Linked DNA regions of Homo sapiens: region 2 is linked to region 1. The links are chromatin loops, found by intact Hi-C in ENCODE. Cell type or tissue: ascending aorta. All regions are shown on one strand.

What was found. Peaks named below come from ENCODE experiments on the same cell type or tissue, not always from the same donor. Only the 100,000 strongest peaks of a DNase experiment are listed, where the experiment ranks them.
Region 2: a loop joins it to region 1, with 4 times the contacts of the local background. A loop is called at or near these places in 5 of 110 quality-filtered maps.

What each region holds. Positions count from the first base shown.
Region 1 is chr1:165,595,201-165,600,200 of GRCh38, reverse strand. It overlaps the pseudogene TRK-CTT13-1. Among named protein-coding and RNA genes, the nearest start is that of LRRC52-AS1, 16 kb to the right of the region's middle. RefSeq lists a silencer at 3,811-4,018. In ascending aorta, no CTCF peak of the experiment used is centred here; a DNase peak (open chromatin) is centred at 1,910; H3K4me3 peaks cover 1,495 bases; H3K27ac peaks cover 1,444 bases.
Region 2 is chr1:165,896,922-165,901,921 of GRCh38, reverse strand. The region is part of intron 4 of UCK2 (uridine-cytidine kinase 2); the gene reads right to left. Among named protein-coding and RNA genes, the nearest start is that of MIR3658, 8.5 kb to the left of the region's middle. RefSeq lists a silencer at 936-1,230 and an enhancer at 2,202-3,401. In ascending aorta, no CTCF peak of the experiment used is centred here; DNase peaks (open chromatin) are centred at 900, 2,161 and 2,931; H3K4me3 peaks cover 1,488 bases; H3K27ac peaks cover 4,556 bases.

The DNA.
Region 1 (5,000 bases):
GAGGGCGAGGCAGGAGAATGGCGTGAACCTGGGAGGCGGAGCTTGCAGTGAGCCGAGATTGCGCCACTGCATTCCAGCCTGGGCGACCAGCGAGACTCCGTCTCAAAAAAAAAAAAAAAAAAAGAAAAAGAAAATTAAAGAGAGTCAGCCTGCTGTTTCTAGTACCCCTTTCTCTGTTATACCATTTCAGAGCTCTACGGAGAACAAGACGCTAGACTCCTAATGAAGATAGATTCCAGCTAAGATTCAAAAATAAAACAAGAAAAACTCCCGAGGGACCTATGGGGAACTGACTGGGCAGAGCTGCTCAAAGATGTGAAAATTATAGTAACACTGGTTTTATAAGTCAGAGCCCAGATCATCAAAGCACAACGTAACATGGGTATATCTCCATAATGGAAAAGGAAGACCTTTCCTTTTATTAATAATGTTCCTGGAAAAGCAACTCTATATATAGGGAACTCAGAATTACAGCACCCTTTGTGTAGTCAGAAACAAGCTTGGAAGTGAAGTAAAAACAGTATAATAATGTGAGCAATGGGAAGCGACTTCAGCAGAATGGAGGCAAAGCCATTGTGAGAATAGGAGAGATTCAGCCAGGCACCTTCAAAAGAGAAGGGAAGGGGGTGACACAATGATTTGAAAAGTACAAAGATGTAATGTATGTAGGGCTTTAAAAATTAACATTGTTTTTCCTTTCAGAAAATAGACAAGGTCTGCACAGCTAAGAACAATTCCATGTTTTATGTGCATTTGATGAAAAAACAACTGAAGTAAATCTAAAATAATTCTGACGAAGAACTGACCACAGTCTATGACTCCTGAAGGTTTCTGAAGAATGTAGCATACATGCTCTGAGTGTTGATTGGATGCAGATTCTTTGCTGGTCATTCAGGCTTCCTTCTATCCTTTCTCTCCTGGGCCTATGAGTTAAATCAGCCATAAGACTGACAAACACGCAGCTTGGATTTTCAGGGACAGGACTAATTTAAACCAGCCACTTTCTCCACAAGTTCAATAGCTTTTTTTTCCATCTTGTATCCTGATAATGGACCAGAAAATACAGTCCTTTTATCCATGAAACAAAAGCTTGCAGAATTTTCATTTCCTTCTATTTTCACCTCCATTGGTTCAGCTGTTGTCTTTCTTCTTTCAAACTTTTCAATTATTTCTTTTTTCTTTCCTCTCTGTTATCTTTCATTATTCTCGTATTTTCCCCCTGAAACTCTAGTCCTTGCTAGGTCTCACTAGTGTGCAGAATGGGATTGGCAGAATACCAATCACCTCACCTCACCTTCCCTCCTCCCCTCTTCTCCTCTCCCTTGATTTCCCCTCCCCTCCCACTCCCTCCTTTCTTTCCTTCCTTCTGACGGTATTCTCTTCCCCAGAAGCAGCATTTTCTTCTTCCACTCAGAACCTTACTTCACCAACATGCCCACGCCTTCCCTGAACCTACAAAATTAGTGAGTTTCTCATGAGACCTGCTGCAACTGTCCCCACCCAGGGCTGTCATTACTATTATTGGGTTGTTTTGTTTTTCGATCTCAGGAGCAAACTCTGGAGTCGAGATCCAGTCACCTCCTTCAGCACACGACGGCAGGGTACCCGCAGGGTGTGATCTCAGACACGCAGGGGAGGGCTCCGTGGGCCCCTCGCATATCCCAGCACTCTCACTTCCTGGGATTTCTCTGAAACCATCCTTTTGGCCCCACAGGAACACTCGACTTAAAAGTCTCGGCTCCTCCCTTAACTGGAAAATTGAGCTTTAGTCACTAACATCCATTTCACACGCCAGGGGAAATACAGCCCCCTTCTCCGTCCTGTTTCTGCACCCTAACCCCGCCCTCCCAGGCAAGCTGACCACTCAGCTCGGGCGTGGCAGAGCCTGATTGGTGGATCACAGAAAGCGCGCTAGAGAGGGCGGAACTCATTGGGCAGACTCTCCGCGCTTGGGAAGTGCAGTCGCTCACGCAGGGACTTTGACTGCTGCTCTGGGCGGCCTGTTGCCACAGCAACCGTTGAAGCTCTGGGCTGCTGAGGTCGCCTGGCAGCGCGCTGAGCCCCACGCAGGTCCCGGGCGTGCCAGGGACACAAACCCCAGTTCCTTCAGAAAGCCTTCCAGATCGACGAGGAGAGATGGTATATCCCCGATGGCTCCGCCTCGGCTAGCCGGGGGAAGCCCTTTTATTCGTCATCCCCAAAGCATTCTTATTATTCACCCTTAAAGTAAAAATCCACTTGCTTTTGACCGGGGCACAAGAAATACTTTTATTTTATGAGTCAGTGTAATTGTTTAAAATAAGTAAGCTCTGAAAAGGTCGGCAATCAGCCTTTCTGTCACTTCCCTACTTTTGGCCTTTTATATGAAAAACAAAAACAAAAACAAAACAAAACAAAAACAAACAAAAAACCTTTCCTGATGTTTTTTTATATACTTGCTAGACATTTACATTTTGTTATTTGGGTGCTTACAGTGTGTTTCCGCCCACGTAGAGAGATTACACCACGAATCCCTTCCACCTTCTGAGGAAGTAGGTGCAGTTTACCTACTTTCCATTTTCAGATATGTTAAAAGAAGCAGAAAGAGTAAAGGAATATGTCGAAGTTACTCCCGGTGGGATTGGGGCTGGCCGTTGTAAGGGACATTCCCACCATCTCATTTCGAACCACCTTGGTTTACAGAGAAGAGACCTGGTTTTCTGTCAGAAGGTGGAGGGTACTGCTGGAGGAAGTGGGTAATAAGCAGACAAAAAGGGAAAGTGGGAGAATGTACCCGGCATTCTTGGGTATCCTCAGTGTAAAAATATTTTCCTTTCCCGAGTCGTTTTTATTTTATTTTTATGTATGCATGTATGTACACATTTTAGCAAATAGTCAAAAAGCATCTGGAACTAAGTAGATCAATAAGCTGGTTGGTGCCATTTTCTTTTCTTTTCTTTCTTTCTTTCTTTTTTTGAGACAAGGTCTCACTCTGTCACCCAGGCCGGAGTGCAGTGGCGCTCTCAGCTCACTGCAGCCTCCACCTCCTAGGCTCAAGTGATCCTCCCACCTCAGCCTCCCAAGTAGCTGGGACTACAGGCATGCGCCACCACACCTGGCTCATATTAGTATTTTTTTGTGGAGACGGGGTTTTGCCATGTTGGCCAGGCTGGTCTCGAATTCCTGAGTTCAAGTGATCTGCCCATCTCGGCCTCCCAAAATGCTGGGAAACACAGCGCCCAACGTAGGGCTCAAACCCATGACCCTGAGATTAAGAGTCTTATGCTCTACCAACTGATCTAGCTAGACACCCCGTTTTGGAATTTAAAAAGAAAAAGAAAAAAATATGACTGTTAAAGAATGTACTGGTTTTCTTATGTAACTTGGAAAGTGATTCCAAAGAGGAATTCCATGAACGTTCTGATCAGTGTGGCAGCGTCACTTGGAATTAGATATGTAGCTATAGGGAGTCCTTTGAAAGACAATGCTCATTTGGGTGTCTAAATTTCGATAATTAAAATTAGTCCATCTTTCCTTCTTTCTTTCTCTCTCTTTCTTCCATCTTTGTCTCATTTTCACACAAAGGATTTGGAGAAATGGCTTAATAGAGTCATTTCATTTAAAGCTACTTTGAAATATAAACAATAAACAAACATGAAGTGTATTACTATTATTTTAGGCATTGCCAAATTTATTACTGAAGTTCTTACTTCAGGTGAAACCCCATCTCTACCAAAAAATACAAAAATTAGCTGGGCGTGGTGGCACACGCCTGTTATCCCAGCTACCAGGGAGGCTGAGACATGAATCACTTGAATCCAGAAGGTGGAGGTTGCAGTGACCCGAGATTGTGCCTGCCACTGCACTCCAGCCTGGGCTACAGAGTGAGGCCCTGTCTCAAAAAAAAAAAAAAAAAAAAAAAATTCTTCTTAGTTATCACTGATTATATCCTGTGGTATTCAGATTAAAAGAGGCTATAGGTATGTCACTGAAAAAAATTATACATCTAAAAATAGAAAACATTGAACAAAATAATTTCCTGTTGACTTTGTAATTTGAGAAATATATTTTTTAAAAATTTTATTTCTGCAACCTTTTGTAGGGATTCCTAATACTCTCTTTAAATTTTTAGTGCCAATGTTGTTAATGAAATGTATAGCTTGAATTGCCAGAATTTGGGGGTTTTTGGGTCAAAAAGAGTCAAATATTTGCAGTTTCATATGATTCAACCTACTATGTGAGTAGGGAAATTTTTATTTAAAAATATTTTTGAGTTAATCCTTTTTTGATATGTGATTATCTAATGTATTGGTTTTATAAGTTAAGATTTTATACACTTACAGCAGGACCCACTTAGACTTTACCAGACTTTTCTGTTTTGCACATGTGTGGTATGATATCCTGACTAGAAATTCAGGAATTTAAGGGCAACCAGAAATCTTTCAGCACATGTCTTTCACAGCATTAACCACAATCTTCCCTGACAAGTTGGAGGTTACTGACTTTGAAACATAGCCAGCTGCTGGGAACTCAATGTGTATTCTTTCCATGACCCTTAGAAACTGGCTTGTTTCTTATTAATGATTTTTTTTGTTTTGTTTGAGGCATGTTATGGTCCATTTTTTTTTTTTAGTTAATTTCCAGATCTTCTGCCATTCTTCTGGTACAACTCATTTTCTTTGTGGTGGGTCTTAGCAAAAGATACCGTGTACAGAAAAGGGGCTTCTGGAAATTATCATGTTTCAGCAACAAAATTGTTTAAACATCTGACAATCATTTACAACCAAACATCTCTGGTCTCATCCATGGAAAATATCACACATAGCAGAGAAAATTGAAAAGAGCTGGCAGAAGATATCTGTTGAGTTTGTATTGTGCACTATTCAAGTGGGTTCCTAGGAAACCTCAGACCAGGGTTTTTTTTTTTTTTTAACTTCAATTTAACTTATTGGGTCTGTTCCCTTATGCTGAAAGTGGGGGATCAGAGTCTGGTTTTGAAGGCGAACTTGAGAAATTAATTA
Region 2 (5,000 bases), 300 kb before region 1:
CCCAGGCTAGTCTTGAATTCTTGGGCTCAAGTGATCCTTCTGCCTCGGCCTCCCAAAGTGCTGGAATTATAGGCAGCCCATACACTCTTTATTAAATAGAGTCTTCTGTCAATAAATAGAAAGAAGACTGATCACCCTCATTCTGCCGCTGTACATGAGCCTTAGTTTCCCCATGAGTAGGGAGTTTGGAAGTAGATTCTCTTAATTAAAACTGCCTCTCTTTGCAGATGTCATTTTAAATGCTATCTTAATCTAACCTTATCATCTGAGCTGCTAAATCTTTCACCCCAAAAAGTTACCACATCCATCTACAATCATTTGCAGTGGCTCTTCAGCTCCTTCCCAACCATTTCTCAGTAAATAGACTCAAATGTTGGGTGAAACTCACTGTAAACGAACATGGGGTATATCTGTGACGGAACTTCTGAAAGCCATTTGTCTAAATAATTCTGTCTTTATACACACATGCACAGGTGCATGCACAGAGAGGCCAGGGAACGGGGAGGCTGTCATGGCTATGATCCAGGCTGACAGGAAATCTATAAGATGAGAAGGTGAGAAAACTGTCAGGAAATCCACATTTCCAGAAAGCTGGGCACTAATGATGCTGCCATTCGACTTTTGTAACAGCTCCTCGATTTACGAAGTGTTTTCTCCATGGGAGACCTGGTAATAAAACAGTTGGCTGATCGCTAATGTGTCAGGACTTGCCCACCCAGCCCAGCAGCAGCCTTCTCCAGCCAGGAAATGGTTTTCCCCACCCCTGCAACGCTGGACCTGGGCTCCTGCTGCCGACCTGCTGCTCTGGCAGATCTGCTGGGAGACTCGCTAAGAAGGAGCCCTAAGGAGCTGCCACGTGGCTCACCCCCCAGAAGTCCCCAGAGCTCCGGCACACATGGCTAACCAGAGTAGCACCGCCAAAACACACAGCCAGCGCGGCCTCCAATTCTTCACACGTCTCCAGATAAAGCCCAAAGAAAAAAGGAAACCAGATCAAAAGGGTATCAGAGCTAGGGAAAAAACAAACACACCCGTGCTTGGGCAGCTTTTACTTAAAGCCCTGCAAACGCCTGATGCTGGATTGTTTTGCAACACATGCTTTTCATACAATTGCTGAAGGCTTTAGCACTGGAGGAAGCTTTGTCCTTCTCCCAGCACACACACACACACACGTGCACACACACAAACACACATGCACACAAACGCACGCACGCACACACAGTGCACGTCCACACCCTGTCACGTAGTCCTCCTAACTGCCCTCAGCCTGGGCCTTCAGCCCCCTTCCTTCTGTAGATCTGGTGGCTTCAGCTGTTTTGTCACTGGAGAGAGGAAACTGGTCGTGCAGAAAGTAGGAGGAGGAGGTAAATCACAGTGAAGCTGCTCTGTAGCCCAAAAGCTGCTTCTTGTTCTACCTCTATGGGCTCTGGGGGGAAAACTGCCCTGGACCTGAATCCTAACCCCAATAACTCCTACCTCTGTGAACTTCGACAAGTGACTTTAACCTCTTTGAATCTTAAGTTCCTTAACTATAAAACAGGGACAATAATGGTACCTTCCTCATACAGTTACTATTCAGGAATACAGAGATGTGCATAAAACTCTTCAGCACCATAGCTGGCACCTTAGCACATGTTCAATAAGCATGTGTTCTATGATGATTACGACCACAACAGAACCTGAGGACGCGTTGGGAGGGCAGTGCCTCCCTGACAGAGCAGCTCAACACCGTGGGAGCGCGGGAACCTCGAATTCAGGTAAGCAGGTCAGACCCAGCTGAGCGGGGGCAGCAAAGGGAAAAAGGAGTCCCGCAGGGCAGCTGGAAAGGCAGGTTGCCACGCGGGAAGGGAGAGCAGGACACAAGCACATAGGACAACATACGTGAGGAAGGAAAAAAAGCAAGGAAGATAGGGAATAGTCCCACTACAGCTTCCACGCTGGAAAAGCAAATGGGGAATGGGTCAGAATGTTGCCCAGACACTGGGAACATGCAACATCATAAGGCCTTGCCCACCTCTGCTCCCCAAGAACCTCCGATAGAACTATCACCTCAGGCAGACTGTGCCTCCCTGAGCCAAGGACAACAGAGGGCCAGCCAGTTCCCTGCACTGAAAGGCCCTTCTCCTCAGGCAGAGTCAGGAAACAGGGCCGCGCCAAGGACTGAGTCCAAACAAGGTCTTGGCACAACCTGGAAACCCCAGGGGCTCAAAACCAGCCCCTCCATCACTGCTCTGACCCCAGCACATTTGCTGGGCCAGGACAGGCCTTTTCAGAGGACAGGGTACAGGGCAGGAAGCTACAAGTCTGCCCACATTCCCTGCTGGGCTTCCACGTCAGCCCTTCCAAACCCAGACTTGCTCTTTCTGGTTAGCCAAAAGCCAAGAAAGAAACTTAGAGGGACCCAAAATAAAGATAATTCCTCAATGGTGAAGTCAATCACTTTAAAAATCTGATGAGGAAATGTGCTACTCTATAGTAAAAGAATGGGCTGAATCCCCCAAGGCCCAGTGCAGCCCTAATTCTATGAGAACCAGAGAATGATGGATGAGGAAGATGAGGGGTCAGCCATCCTGAATCTCCCTGCCCCACCTCCTCCCTGTCCCCGTATTCAGAGCTGGGTGGTGGTAAAGAGCACAGAGGGAATATGAAGGCAAATGAGGCTAGAAACCAATCCCGAGAAGATCAAGGGTTTCCATCAGGAAGGAGGTAGTTTCCAGGGCTGCTTCACTCAAACACAGATCTCTCTCCCACATGAGGGTCAACTCAGAATCTGGAGGTCACATGCCCAGGAGGGTGTGACAGATGGGTAAAATCATGGAGCTAACTCAAGTCTCCAGGAATGTTCAAGCTCACTCAACAGCTGCTTCTGACTAACCAGCCTCCCTACCCCAGCACCCCCGCACTCCACAAAGCACATGCCAAGCATGTTTTTTGTCCTACGTGGAGAGAGAATGAATTTGTAGAAATAGCATGCAGAAAAGTCCCATGAATCCATCAGGAAAGTGACTCGGCAGTAGGTGACATGTGAAGTTAGCAGATCTGAAATGAGAAAGCAGAGCCCTGCCCAGGCAGCCTGTTCAGAGAAGGCGGAGAGGCAGAGCTGGCCCTAAGAAACCCCCAGAGGGCCAGCACCATTGTAGGAATTGCTCCTATTTCACATAAGAATCCCATGCAAGAAAGGAAGGGAAAATGTTCTGTTGAAACCACACCGTGATGATCTGTTTGAATTAGACACTAGGATGCACTTTATTTCCAGCGTCTTGCTGCTGCTCAAAACTTGGTTCTAATCTCCTGTGCTGGTTCCTGCACTCCCTGCTGCGAGGCCTCCCTCGGCAGCACTGCATCCCTGAGACTGAGTACCACTGCTGGACTAGTGATGGCATCAGTCCGGGCATCACTAGCTCCTGAGGACATGACCGGAGCAGATCCCCTTGGAGGATCTAACCAGTCTTGTCAGAAAATTCAGAAAACGAACAGCACCGACCCCTTCAGCAGAAGCAGATTTCTGATCTGCCACATAGATATTTATTGACTAATGCACCACCAGGCATTTTACCTGCACTACCTCTCATCTTCACAACTATCCCAGAAGTACCAATCATAAGACCACATTCTAATAGGAAAATGAGATACAAAAAAGTTAAAACACAATTTGCCAATTTGCACAATTTGCCACACATCTAGTAAGTGGTAAAACCAGGATCTCAGCCCAATTCGCTGGACTCTAAAATTTATCTGTCCCTGTGTATCACACTGCCTCTCTAATTTGACAAGCTGACATGGACACTGAGCAGATCAACCAAAGCAGGGCCGGAGTTTGTGGATTAAGGTGACAAGCCAGGCCCTGGGGCAGAAGCATGAGGGGTTGTCAGGCTCAGGGTTCAATTATCTATCCAAAATGACCATGCAACTCTTACCCAGCCAGAGTCGTGACACTAAAAGCAGGCCTGTCTCCCCTGTATTATCCATAAAGAAACCCAAGCCGGGGTGTCGCAAGAGCCTAGTCACAAAGCTAGCTGGGAAGGGCTCTGCTAGAACTAAAAGTCTCCTCCCATTCCATTCTTTTTTCCATCACACAAAACTAACTGTCCCTCACCCCACCTGGGAGCAAGATGTAGCTCCCACTGACTTAATAGCATATGTATCTATTACTACTTAGAAGGGCAAAGCTCAGGACTTGTTTCTGTAGGTTCTACTGGTCTCATGAATAGTTCTTACAATTACGGTGCTAAATGGGATAAACTACAGATCTGTTTCATGAACCGAAAAGAGAAAATTACCCAGACTTTGAAGTCAGAGGGCCCTGGGATACAGCTTATAATATCTGAAACTGTCAATAATGTGTCCTGTGACTAGGAGCTAACCTCGTCATTTCCTGTGTCTCCCTGCCTCTGTCACACAACGGAGACTCAAACCTTCTCACCTTTCATTCCTCTATTCAGTCGCCTCCACCCACTGCCCTTGCTGGGTCCTGGTCGATTCTAACTCTGCTAATACTCTTCTCATCTCAACTCTGCTCCCTCTCCCACCCATCTAAGGACCACAGCCCTGCCTCTCGTCTAGATCAGCAGAGCAGTCTCCAAAGAGCTGCTCCAGCTACAGGCTTCACTTACATTTCCTTTGTCAGAACCAGTGTCCAACACAGAACAGTGGCCACTTCACTTGCCTCGCTCAGAACCTCACAGTGGCTCTCCCTTGCCCACCGAGAACCAGACTAGAGATCTCAGTCTCTAAAACCAGACCCCAACCTACTTTGTAGTGTCTCTTCGTACAACCCTCTGTACACTCCAGGTTCCTGCCACTCTCGGAACAAGCCACTGTCTGTACATCTCTGCCGTGCACCTTCATGGGTTGCCTATAGCGTCACCCTACCCCACCACATCCAAGTCCCAACCCTTCTTCCTCCATGAAGCCTCCCAATCTCTCCTGGTGGAAGCGAACTCTCTGCTGAATACCCTGTAGAGCTCAGTTCACAGGCTGGGCTCCTCTACCAAGGGGCA